Regions from separate parts of the Homo sapiens genome. Here all the other regions are linked to region 3. The links are chromatin contacts, found by Hi-C or POLR2A ChIA-PET in ENCODE. All regions are on one chromosome and are shown on one strand. Each heading gives the region's core, a stretch centred on a gene start or an enhancer-like site at or near the end of the contact. The rest is flanking DNA. Distances are from core to core; before and after follow the strand shown. Region 1 overlaps FRY (FRY microtubule binding protein). Region 2 overlaps FRY (FRY microtubule binding protein). Region 3 has its middle 120 kb from the start of FRY-AS1.

What was found. A loop is a pair of places that touch in the nucleus more often than their neighbours do. ChIA-PET counts read pairs that join two places held with the same protein, here RNA polymerase II (POLR2A). Pooled maps may share reads with other maps.
Region 1: a loop to region 3 is called in a map of mammary epithelial cell, with 4 times the contacts of the local background. The contact joins two enhancer-like sites. A Hi-C loop is called at or near these places in 1 of 168 maps with a recorded cell type or tissue (mammary epithelial cell), 1 of 37 single-sample maps with no recorded cell type and 2 of 50 pooled maps.
Region 2: a loop to region 3 is called in a map of left ventricle myocardium superior, with 5 times the contacts of the local background. The contact joins two enhancer-like sites. A Hi-C loop is called at or near these places in 2 of 168 maps with a recorded cell type or tissue (heart right ventricle and left ventricle myocardium superior) and 4 of 50 pooled maps. POLR2A ChIA-PET finds 5 or more read pairs at or near these places in 1 of 52 experiments (PC-9).

The regions. Positions count from the first base shown.
Region 1 is chr13:32,261,785-32,266,329 of GRCh38, reverse strand. FRY (FRY microtubule binding protein) reads right to left here. Exons shown (of 61, transcript NM_023037.3): 52 at 4,514-4,545; 53 at 3,855-4,016; 54 at 714-880. Among named protein-coding and RNA genes, the nearest start is that of ZAR1L, 51 kb to the left of the region's middle. Within about 2 kb of position 1,697, at least 9 of the 41 ENCODE cell types and tissues checked have a DNase peak (open chromatin) inside an H3K27ac peak, as active enhancers do.
Region 2 is chr13:32,206,622-32,210,896 of GRCh38, reverse strand. FRY (FRY microtubule binding protein) reads right to left here. Exons shown (of 61, transcript NM_023037.3): 32 at 1,788-2,044; 33 at 1,166-1,312; 34 at 1-31. Among named protein-coding and RNA genes, the nearest start is that of ZAR1L, 110 kb to the left of the region's middle. RefSeq lists an enhancer at 1-757. Within about 2 kb of position 1,901, at least 2 of the 41 ENCODE cell types and tissues checked have a DNase peak (open chromatin) inside an H3K27ac peak, as active enhancers do.
Region 3 is chr13:31,908,388-31,912,555 of GRCh38, reverse strand. It overlaps the pseudogene EEF1DP3. Among named protein-coding and RNA genes, the nearest start is that of FRY-AS1, 120 kb to the left of the region's middle. Within about 2 kb of position 2,140, at least 4 of the 41 ENCODE cell types and tissues checked have a DNase peak (open chromatin) inside an H3K27ac peak, as active enhancers do.

The DNA.
Region 1 (4,545 bases), core at 448-2,947, 350 kb before region 3:
AAAATGAAAGGTCAAATTCTTCTCTAGGTGTTACCTTAACCTTTTCCTTTGATGGACAGACATTGCTCACTGTAACAGAAGGCCTTTGTCTAGCATATCAGAAGCTTTTACTTAGTTCTTATTTTCAACTTTCAGAAGAGTAATTTTAGGATCTCAACTTTCTTTTCCTGAAGTAGATCTGTAGCATTATTATTTGTGATTTATTCTAGATGCTGGATTAATCTAACCTCTGGTGTTTATCTATTTCTCTTCACATTTTTTTTTTCTGTTTCTATATCTCACTAGTCTCAGAAATATCAGCCACCAGGCCAAAAGACACCCACTTAAAGAGTAGGTATTTCCTATATAAAGAGCCTCTTGTTCCAGGGTTTTAACTCCAAATGGAAAGAACTTATTTCCAAGGCTTGCCAAGTGTTGCTTATCTTCAAAGCTTACAAGGTCTGGACCATGTTTCCAGGCTCTTCCTTTGCTTTTTACGTTGCTTTCTGGCCTTATGAATTCATATGTAAGTGTTCTTTCTTTGTTCCACACGAGGCCCTATAATGGGATTGGATGACTCTAACTCAGCTGAGAGCCTGCCATGATATATGTCACTTTGGAGTCCTTTATTAGGATGTCCCAGCAGTGCAACTGTGACACTTAACTTGAGTGTGAATGCCATATAATGTACCATGCACATTCACACCACTCACATCAGCCAAGGGCTCCATTACCTCGCCAGGGTAAACTGGTCCAGTGCCCGATTGCCTTTTTCTTCCCCCTCAGTCATGTCCAGGCTAAAGCTGTCGCTGCATTCAAAAGCTGCTGGGAGTTCATTGATGGAACTAGAAAGATCATCCTCATGCACGGTGGTGTCCTCCTCCTCACGAACAGCTTCAGCCTGGAAGAATAAAAAGACAAAAGAATCCCCCAATGTGTAAGAAAACATACAGGACAACCTGTTCAACTAAGGAACAAATAAGAGAGACTGAAATGCTGATGGTGATAGAAATGGGGACATTTGTTTTCTAGCTACAGTATAGTCCGTTTCTAGGCTGGACTCAGGAATTCTCTGAAGTACTGTTCATTCTTTATCTTCTTTTCAATCTCTTCCATAATGGTCCCCAAAGGGGCTCTCAGTAGATTTTCGTACTTGGCCCATGCTTATAGGGTATGAACGCTAAACTTGGAAAAGACCATCAAGACCTCCAATCCAACCTCCACATTTTGCAGATAAGGAAACAATGCTCCACGTGGGAAAGGGACTTGTCTAATATCAGGTCCATACTTAGAATTGGAGCTGGGACAAGAAACACTTCTTTTGGATTCAGAACTCCTTCCATTGTCCAAACCCAGCCTTCTAAAGCAAGCCTATCCAGAGTTAATTCTCTAACATAGAACCCCTTTACCAAGGGAATGTAGAATCATCAGGGCCTGGCGCAGTAGATGCCCAGGATACCTGTGGTATGCACGAGTGATCCAGAGTCCTTCCCTGAGCCTGCTGGGTTGCTCGGTCTTTCCATATAGGGGATCCTCTAAGATCCATTTGCATGTATGCTTTACCCTTGAGAATACCCTCCACAGATAACAGATATGAGTATCTGCTCTTACCTGACTACAAAATGTGGAATGAGCAGGACAATGAAAGGGCTCTAGGGCAGGCAGAACCAGGATCAGTGAGAGGCAGGAAAGAGACACAGCAAGTAAAATGGAAAAAGAGGCTGGGTTTGGGCCTGGGCCAGGGGGAAAAGGAGGACTGATTGTTCTTTAGGAGAGGAAGGAAGGCAACTGGATTACAGATCAGAAGGGAGAGGAAGAAAGATGTACATGTTACAGTGAGTCATTTTCTTAAAACAAAAACAAAAGCAAGGCAAAATAGAAGTGTATATGAATTAGAGCTTTATCTCAAGTTAACATCTGTCCACTCAGTGTGTAAATATATATATAAAATATATATATTATACTTTGACTCTAGAATTAATAGGGAAAATTACCAGGAATGGTAAAAATATATTAGGGAAATAAGATATCTCATGTCTTTGGAGGAATTGCTGGTAAATACTGAGTTTGAGAGGTTTATCCATATTTGCTTTTTAAAACTACAGTGCTGCCAATGAGGCTGGCCACTGGTGCCTGGTCTAGGTTATTAGTGTACATACACTTAATCCATTAGAGAAGGGATGAGTCCTTATTAAAATACATTTTATTTTCTCTAATATCATAGCTTTATCAAACACTGCAGAAATGCAACTTAAGTGAAAAACAGGGATAGCTCTTCAGAAATGGGACTCGACTTTTCCTTGGTAGGATGAGATCTATTACGTAGGTATTACTTTTTTTTTTCGAGATGGAGTCTCGCTCTGTCGCCCAGGCTGGAGTGCAGTGGTGCGATCTCAGCTACCTGCAACCTCTGCTTCCCGGGTTCAAGCAATTCTCTGCCTCAGCCTCCTGAGTAGCTGGGATTACGGGCACCGCCACCATGACCGGTTAATTTTTTTGTGTTTTTAGTAGAGACAGGGTTTCACCATCTTGGCCAGGCTGGTCTTGAACTCCTGACCTCGTGATCCACCCGCCTCGGCCTCCCGAAGTGCTGGGATTACAGGTGTGAGCCAAAGCGCCTGGCCTTAGGTAGCACTTTCTATGAGAAATCTATATGTTTTTAGCATTCAAAATAGAAAAATGGAGAAAATGACCATATTGACATTGAGAAATATCAAATGCACATATATTTTGTGATTTTTTTCTATGAAATTTAATTTCATAATCTTAGAATTTTAACTTAGACAACTTTTCTTTCTGGGCTTTTTGTTTTTTGTTTTTTTCTTTTGGCTAAAAAAGAACTCTGCTAATTCCAAGAATCCTGATTGTAGTACCTTTGCAATGAGGCAATCTTAGAAATAATTACTATTTAAGCTTCAATATTTTTAGGTAATTGTAATTTGGTGATTGCCCTTGGTTTAAAGCACATAGATTTTCCTAGATTTCTGATCTATTTTTACTATGCTATCAGAGAATATAGAATAGCCAATATTATATTTTTCCATTAGAAATGTCAGAAGGAATATACTTTTATGAAATTTTTTCGATTTTATTTTTTCTTTTGAACTTGCACAACCATAACCAAACTCATGATAGACAGTGCTTGACTCTATCTTAATGGTAATAGATTATTTTGGTATTTCTACTATAAGGAAATACAATTCTATACTGATGGGCATAGATGTGGGCATAGCATGCAAGTGGATGGTTTTCAGGACATTTTAATAAAATAAACTTTAAATGAAATATACACTGTTAGATTTTTTCTAATTAAGAAAATTACATCCATTAGTTACTTTTCTCCTCACAGACTCTGGCAAGAAGAGTTTTGTGCGAATCTGGCATAAGACTGTGATTGACATTAAAAATTCTGATAGTATGCCAAAAGGCAAGCACTGAATCAATGTACAAATTGTATAATTGTTTCCTACAAAGGAAAAAATTCCCCAAATATGTGCATACACCCACACCTCACTTAGCATATTGTTTTATAAAATTCATGACAAAGATCAGCAGTTTCCCAGTCACAGCCATCTCAGACATACACCACTGGTTTTGCCATCCACCAGCAGTGTTCATGCAAAATGTCTCATTTTAAAAAGACCTCAAATCAAGTCTTTCAGCCAAGAAGATGGCTGCTCAAGTTTGTGGGGGTAAAACAACTTCAAAACATAGGCTCAGGTGCACAAACTTCTATTATTTTAAAAAAGAGAGAAAGAAAAAGATAAAGATAGTCTTTCTACTTGAGACCCCTTAAGAATTCTCAGAAAATTGGAAGTGTTTTTTTTTAAGGGTTTTAAGGGAAGTACAAATCATCATTGTTAAAATCTCTTCACCTTTGAACCCTCAGAAATCTGCAGATTATTCATATCAGGCAAGGAAGCATCAAAGCTGGACATTCTGGTGTTAAAGGAATGAGGTTCTGCAGGGGTCGAGTCACAGGCTGTGGTGAGCAGCTCCATGGGATTCGTCTCTTCAGAGGGGGAGAGAGTCATGATCTGTTTAAAAAGCAAAGGAAATTAAACATAGTATGAAGTTCCCATTCTTTAAAAGCTCCATTTATTCTCTAGTTGTTGGTTAATACGTCTTAATTTTTTAACTTCCACATTTCACCATTATTGGGCCTTAAACATAGCAGCTAGTAATCCAGGTATTTTCAGAAAATCACATCAAAATGTCTGTCATATCTCCACACTTTAGAGATCTGGGGAATTTTTAAAAAGATTCCAGAATCATAAAAGGTATTTGGGAAAAATCTAGGCCTTAACAGATCTGGTGGCTTTCAGGGTGAATCACATGGACCCCAGTCTTTGTTTCCATCTGCAACCTACAGAGAAGACTCTGCCAGCTAGAACCCGTATGACACCACCTGACAGTTCCGATTTTAGTTCAGCAGCTGTGGAAAGTTTCCTTAGCTGCAACTGGAAACTGTCCTCCTGCATTAGTTACAAAAAATAAGCCTCCCAATTCTTAGAGTGGGAGAGCCGCTACTTACTAGGTCTGAGTGCTCCAGGATCTGGCTGGCTG
Region 2 (4,275 bases), core at 652-3,151, 300 kb before region 3:
TACGGCACAAGTATATTGCCACTTTTTTAATCTGAGAAGGAAAAAAGAAAACAAGGGATGTTTCACAGAGCCTAGTCCACAGGAACACTAGGCCAGTAAACCTCTCATTTAGATAAGTTGTCATCATGCAGGAGCTGTCACCGTGATAGCTAATCTTTGTGCTATCCTAGGATGGACCAAGGACTTGGATTAAAATTCACCTCTCTTCATCGGCACGTCTGATAACAGTGTGTTCTTAAAGCCCTTACCTTTTCTAATGGCTAAGTTTTTAAAAGTTACTTTTGAGGTACGTGAATTCTATCTAAACTGAAAACTTGCCATCAAAGTTCTCATCTTCAGAAATAATTTTATTTATACAAACCCTGGGGAAAAACTGCTAGTTATTTTTGTTTAAAAAGGAATCCAGTCCCCTGCTATTCTCTTCTCCCCAAGAAACAAATGAGTTTTAGCTGTTTTTATGGTTTTAAATTTTAAAAATAACTCTGGATTAAAGCTCCACATTATTGCAGGCCTCATAGTCCAACCTGAGCCCTGCAAGCTGCAGTGAGGCTTATGTGGACTCAAGGCAGCAGGAAGACATAAACCTGTCACAAAAACAACCAGCACAGAAATGCCAATTGAGTTTGGGTTTTAAAAATGCTGTCATTCTGTTGATCCTATCACTTTTAAATACCAACTGTAAATATCAGACATTTCAGAAGGATTTCTCCATGCTTACTTCTCTCTTCTACCACTTGAATTTGAAGAGAAAAACCTGCATACTCTGCTTTCTTATTCTGTTTCAAGAGCATCAAGATGTAAACATGAAACATTCTTATTAGTAATAATACAACACTTTACTTAGTGTCTCTTACATAGTAGGTCCAATGTTTATAGAAGGCAGCTTTCAGTAACTGCTAGAAAAATATCCACCTGCTATATCAATAGGTTTCTGCGTCCCAAGGCTCAGAGTAAGGAGATGACAGAGGCATCACTAGCACACATAGCCTGTGTCTAGGGGGCAGAAGGGAACTTTTATGTAATATCTGGATGAGCTCACAGGAGATTCATGTGACTAACTGGACATTTCTATTTTAGCTGGAGCAAAGAGCACATTCTGACTTGCAAATTGCACATGGGAGTCCCTGCAGGAATAATCACTCTTGAAGGGCTGAGAGACACTTACATAGGGTAGGAGAACTGTGTCGCTGCTGACCCCACAGAGGCTAATCAGGAACTGCAAGGTGATCCTCAGGTTGTTGCTCCATTTCTCATTGTTGGCTAAAGCATTCCAAGCATTTTCCATTTCTGGCCCAGGAACTTCATCTCCATACTATAACAAAATAAAAACCGGCCCAAGAGATGTGTGAAAACTGTAAGGACGCAAAAGGTTTGACTGAAAGTAGTTTTGAGGGTCATGACCGTCTCAAAATCATAAGAAGGGGTAAACATGACCATTTATCAGAAAGATGCCATCTTTCAGTAAACAGTAGTTAATAATGCACAAATCAATCATGCATAATACCTATTCATGTGAGTTTTTTAAATATTAGGCTTATTTTTATTTTTATTATCATTCTTAAAATTGCTGTAAAATACGCATAACATAAAGTTTACCATCACCACTATTTGTAAGTGTACAGCCTGTGGCATTAAGTCCATTCATATTTCTGTGCAACCATCACCACTATTTATCCCCAGTCATGTGATTTTTAAAGGAATCCCATTTTCCCCGGGGTTTGACTAACCCAGGGTTTTTTTCTGATGATGGAGCCATGCTATTTGAAGCACAATTCCTCTGAGTTTACCTTGGCCGTCATGTACATGAGGTTGTTCAGGACCAGTGACGTGGCTTCTGGAGAGCCCCAGCCATTTCCTCTCAGCCCGTGAGAAGCAGTCACGTCACCTTCCCGGTCCTTGACTTCGTCCTCTGGGCTGCTGGGGCTCGACCCCGGGAGGAGGAGCCTGCTGTCCACCAGCTCGATGTTGTGCAGCCAGGGCAGCAGGTAGGTAAGCATGATCTGGCGCCCGTTGGGGTGTGTTGTGGGGAATCGCTGGCTTACCTCTAAAGAGAATTGCAGTGACAGAGAGTCATCCATACCTTATTCCACCAAAATAAATGGAAATTCAAATGCCAACTTGCAGACTGAACAGTGTCCTACGTTTACAAAACATTTTCACATACAGGAGCTCCCCAAGGCCACAGAATGATAAAACCAAGGCTTGTCTGCAAGCTTGTTGCTCCACATCTGGTGCGCTGTGCAGGAAAGTGTATAGCACTGTGGGGCAAGCACAGGCTTGGTAAAAGTGGAGTGAGTTCAAATCCACTGCTAGCGGAAGATGTATATCAGAGGGTGGACAAAATAAGGGACTTGGAGTTAGAAGGGCATGTGTTCAGATTCCAGATCCACCACATACTAGTGGCATGTGACTCTGGGCTAGTTACTTAACATCTCTGCTCCTCAGTTCCCTTGTCGGTAAAATGGGACTGATAGGGCCCCACATCAGGCTACTGTAATGACTAAAAGATATAATCATAATGAATGCAATGTGCTCAGCACAGTGCCTATCATCCATCAGGCTTTTATAAATTGTGGTTAGGATCAGGCTAACACCAATGATTACCTTTCCACTGACCCAGTGTCTTACAAAGTGTCTTCCATGAAACATTGGCTGTTAAAAAGTGACATGCGGATCTCTAGGAAGAATAAACCCACTTTGCAGAGTCGTCTTGAAAACTGCTAAGCATGTGGAAGGTGCCTGCCAAGGGCTGTGTGTCCCCTGTGAGACACGTGAGTCCAAACAGTGAAGCCCTAGGTCTGGTCCAGTTATTTCACCATTACTTTCTCTCAGAGCATTTTGGCATTGTTTCACTGCCAGCAGCATTTAATTTTATAATCCAAATAAACTTTCTAAGATAGAGAAGCACAGCATTATGTATATGCAGTAGGCTCCGATGTAATCTCCTATCTCTCATATCTAGAGAAGAAGGTATTTTATCCTCAGGGAAATTAGAAAGCTTGGTCTCATACAGGTGTTATGATCCAGTGTGGCAATGCAATCTCGCTTAGAGGGCTCATGGCTGCTAAATAATAGAACACAGATGCCAGGAATTATACCAAGATAATCCACGGGATCTTCTGAAACAGCAGCTTTAATCAATTTGGCCCTTTTCCTAAAATTAAAATTATAATTTTTTATTTTGGAGACCATAATGTTATATCACAATAATCAGACAGTGCTAAGCTATTATGTTTCATATAGGTCAAAATTTCAAAATTTACTTGATTTCTACATTTATGGATGTGACTGATGTATGTGACTGTTATGTCACATACTCAAATCCTTATAAAGTCAGAACATTCATTTGTCCCAAGGTACGGGGCATTTTCTAGGTGCAAGCCACTGTGCTAGACATGACAAAGACAGCAAAGACTGACAAATGATGCAGTTCCTGCCCCTAAGAAAGAGACTCAGACAAATTATGTTGACAAATCACTCTGGGGCAAGGGAAACAGTGACAAATGAAATCAGAAAGGCACAAACAGAGTGCTTTGGGGGTTCGGTGGTGGAAAATGACTTCTGGGTGCAAAGACTCAGAATAGTTTTATGGTGGGAGAACTATTTAAACTCCACTAGAAGGATCTGGACTTTAAGATGGGGGAAAAAATCCCAAAAACAAATAAAAGAGAGAGCAGTTATTCAAAAGACCTATCTTTTGACAATGGTATAAAAATCTATGGACTTTTCGGAGCAAAGACTTATGCATTACATAATTTGCTTGTTTATTATGTTAATTGCATTTTGTCTGACAGATAATAGCACCAAGAGGGTAGGGATGTATGCCTGAGGTATCCCAAGCACCCAGGTAGCTCCTGGACAGTCAAGGGTAGTTCCCTTTTTAAAAGGGAACAAGAAAAGAAAAATGCCATAGACATGCAAATAGCCCTCTATTCACTGCTCCAGAAATATTTTAAATAAAATGTGAGACCACATCAGTGGGATGCTCTTGTTCAGTGGACCTGAACAATTTGTCTGGCCGTTTACAATAATTAGGTCACTTGAAATTACAGGCAATAAAAATTTCACCACAGGGTTTATATTAAAAACAAGTGTTTGGAATCTATTATAACCTCCTAATTTTTCTGTGTTATTTTTAAAAAGTAATTTCCCCTAAGCTAAAACAGCCAAAAGGTAATTCTTCAAGGAAATGTAGGTTGAACCTGCTTGCAACTCATAGGAGCCTCTGATCTGGTTAAACTTGCTGGACTGTTTCTCTCTTCTCTCCTGAACTGT
Region 3 (4,168 bases), core at 891-3,390:
ATCTGTCAAGACTGGGCATAGATTTTTAACTTCCTATATTAACCATAAATAAATCTGTGTTGACATTTATAGAGATTTAGAATGTCTACCATCTTAACTTATGATGCTCATCACTTAATGATCTTTATGACCTGCCTCATGATAATGAAAAAACTGAACTAGGGATTGGTTAAATGCAATATATCTGTCTAGACAGTGGAAATCTATTCTGGCTCCCCAAAATGATGGTGTAGATCAGTGACTGGAATATGAGCATTCAGATGCTTGTGAAAATACAAATTCCAGAGCCATAACCCTGGAGATTCTGAATCTGCAGATCCAGCCTGGGCCCTAGGAATCTGCATTTTGGCAAGCATTCCCCAGGGGGATTTTTATGCAGCAAGTTTGTTGATAGGAATGATCATTTAAGATCAATACTTACTAACATGGAAATGTGGAGATTATTAAATGAGAAAACACTGGCTATAAAAGTGTGTATAGTCTAATCTCAGTTTAAAAATACCTAGATAGGTAGATACATAGCAAAACAGATAAACATAGAGGTGGACAGAAAGTGTTTGGAAGGATAGGCACTAAGGTAATACCAATAAACTGTTGTAGGATTACAATGTTTTTCAAAAAGTATTTTTCTTATATGTATTTTATAATTTTCTACAATACATTTACACTGATCTTGGACTAATAAATAGATAATTACATTAAAAAAGAAATATTTACTGACTTCCCAATGTGCATTGAGCATTAGGACTACAAAGTGGAATCAGGCCATGATTCTACCTTGAGAACCTCAGTCCCTAGAGGGAAACAGACAATTTCCCAGTGTACAGGGCACAGCATCGAAAGATCTGTGGCATCCACCTGGATGCAGCGCTGTGAGAAGGCTGAGGACTTGAACCCTCGCTCTCCCTGAGGCCGCCCAGCCATAGCACTGGACATTACAGCAGCACTCTCATCTGGCTGGACCAGAGCTGGGAAAGGCTGGAACAAATACTGGTCATATTGGGGATGAGGAATGATTTCCCCTCTGAAAGGCTGTTTTTGTTTTTGTTTTCTGGTAAAAGAACACAAAGAAAACAACCAGAAAACCCAAACCAATACACACCACAACATGAAAGACAAAGAAATAACATAAAAACAATGCCCTTTACAATGCGAGATGGGACCTCCCTGTGGAAAGATGAAAAGCAGATGCTTGATATATTGCTGCACATGCATTTGTGTCATCTCTCCCTTTCTGGCCATGGTTATTCTGCTATAATTTGTTTTCTGCTGAATTAGATCCTACCCCATCCTTCAAGCTCAGCTAGTTCCTTCCATTTCGCCAGTCTCCCCTAACCCTTCAGTCACATAGCATCCCCATCCTTTAAACACATAGTATTTTATCTGATACACATTTGCAAATTTCATGTCTGGTATGTGTGATTTATATCTTAGATTACGTAAGTTGTCTTGTGAATTTTTTGTGGTTTTGGGGTTTGATTTTTTGTTTTGAGACAGGGTCTCGCTCTGTCACCCAGGCTGGAGTCTAGCGGCACGATCACTGCTCACTATAGCCTTGAACACATGAACTCAGGCAATCCTCCTGCCTTAGCCTCCCAAGTAGCTAGGACTACAGGCACACACCACCACACCTGGCTGCTTTTAAAATTTTTGTGGAGACAGGGTCCTGTTATGTTGCTTAGGCTGCTCTTGAATTCCTGGCCTCAAGGAACCCTCTTACCTCCTGAAGTGCTGGGATTACAGGCATGAGCCACCACACCCAGCATGTGAATATTTGGTCACTAAGAGCAATTTTAGGCACATACATATTAAGCATTCTATACACACTTTTCAGTAAATTATGTTGAACAAAAATACCTCTGATTTTTAAGACAGCTTAACACTAGAAAATAAACCTTCTAGCTACACTAAAATGGTTGCTTATTATTAATAAATGCCAATTTAATTTTCTAACTTTTTTCAGCACTTCAAATTTTTGCAGCACTGCCACTTTATCCTGATACATTCATATGTTTTATTTTAAATTCAACAGTAGACAAATACTGATCAAATGCCCAAATTCTGTGGTTCTAAAAGTTTAGAAATAATTCACTTCCTCTATTATTCATTTCTAGCAGACTAGAACTACTAAACATTTTAACACACGTGACTGTCTCTTGGGAGAGGACAAAGTCACAATCTAAGAATAATAATGTGTTTTCCTTAAAAAAAAAAAGTCTAAGAGGAGGACTATTGTTAGAATTTCTTTTCTAAAATTCAGCATGGGAATAAAAGACCTGCTTTTGAGAAGATGCTGACTGTAATGATAAATAATAATAAATGTTTGACTCAAATCATAAAGCTATATCGTATAACTTCAAATAAATGTCTTCAAGACAAGGTAGTGTATTATTTTAAAAGCTTTAATTTTTTAATAGCAAAGCTAAGAGAAAAGCAGAGGCACATTATAACATTACTCTAGCGCCCTCTGGTGTCCCACGTGCAGCACACCTTTTTTAGTTCATCATTTGCTGTTTCTATAGCTATTTGCAAAGGAGCATTTTGGGAAACGACTAATGTGTCTGGAGAGGAATGCCTCATTAAAGAAAACCAAATATGTGAATCATACAACATCTTACAACCAAATGATTTGCTAATTATGCCCATACATACTGTTTACCTCACTCTGGGGAGCTGGAGTTGGCATTACGCTTATTAAAGCCACACAGGTAAGCGGAGTTGATTAAACATGAGGGCTTGAAAAGGAAATATCTGTAATACTAGCCAATGTTTGCTTCGTAGAAAATTTCCATGGGAAGCTACAGGTGATGTGATAAAAGCTGGATGTTTAGTGGATACCTATCATTATTAAACCTGTTTTGGTTTAAAAACATTGCAAAATTTAGATGAGTGAAAATTAATTGTCACAAGTGATGTTAGTCTTTGTGGGTCAGAAATGCAAATATGCCCCTTTAAAACGCACACACTTAAAACTGACTCCATATTGAAAAGTCAACTTAACCTGAAATATTAAAATAATAACTGCAACTTGTAAATATTATAAAACAAAGGATAAGAGCATGTAAATTATAAGTAGGCATAAAGGAAAAACAAAAACCCAAATAACTCCACTCTAATATGAGTACCAATCTCTGAAAGAAATATACCCAAATGTTAACAGAGTTTGTATTAAAGTAATAGAATTGTGTCTAACTTTTTACTTATGCTAACTTCACCTATTTCCTTTTGATTCTCTCTTCATCATCTAACCCCAAATCCCAAGTGCTAGAAGCAGCTGTCCTCATTTCTGGCTACTGTTGTCCTGTCTTTTTCATTGTCACAGCTGAGAAATTGACAATTTATGTAATCCAGTTCATCTGCTTAGCAACAGGAAGGGTGGGGCTCAAAACAGAGGAAAACTACCCAGTAGCATTTGCAATTGTGAAATGAGAAAGGAAGAATGGGGAATTGGCTAAAGGTCATGTAAGTTATCTCTGAGGGGCTGAAAAAAGAGATCAAACTATTTTCAATTCTAAATCTCAAAAGGATAAGTCAGAAGAAATGTTCTATATTCTTCTTAGACCTCTATAATTACAGTCTTAAGATTGCCACGTGATTGAAATGCCATAAATAGTGCTTCACTGACAAATAAATACAAAGTTATTTGCTCCTGAATCTCTAAATGTGTCAATTTTGGGCTTGGCCTCCGAAATTGCCTTAGGGAAACAGTGTATCTTAGCTGAGAGTCAGATAATCCCATGCAAATAGGAGTTTCAGCCAGGTGAGAACCCATAATACAGCTACTCTGAGCACGAATCGCACTCCTTGTCCTGCTGTACTTCCCATTTTATCTTGCATCAGTAAAAAGGAGGAAAGAATGGGAAAAGAACTGGAGTATCACTGGAGCAGTTCTTAGTACTCCAAGCTTTCCATCTTTGTCAGAACCTACTTAGAGTTTGGGCTACAGTCTCATCGCATGAATGAGGACCCAGCAGTGGTAAGAGCATAAGGGTCATGTCACCAAGTTGCATTAAACTGCCATGTATCTCATCAGAAATTTATCAGATTTACAGTGCCATCATGTCTCTTCTTTATGGCGGGCTTGATCACAAATTCAGAAGAAAGGAGTTTCACTGAAACGAATCGGCCAAATGATGTGTTTCAGTTTTATTTTCTCGGTTAGTCCTTA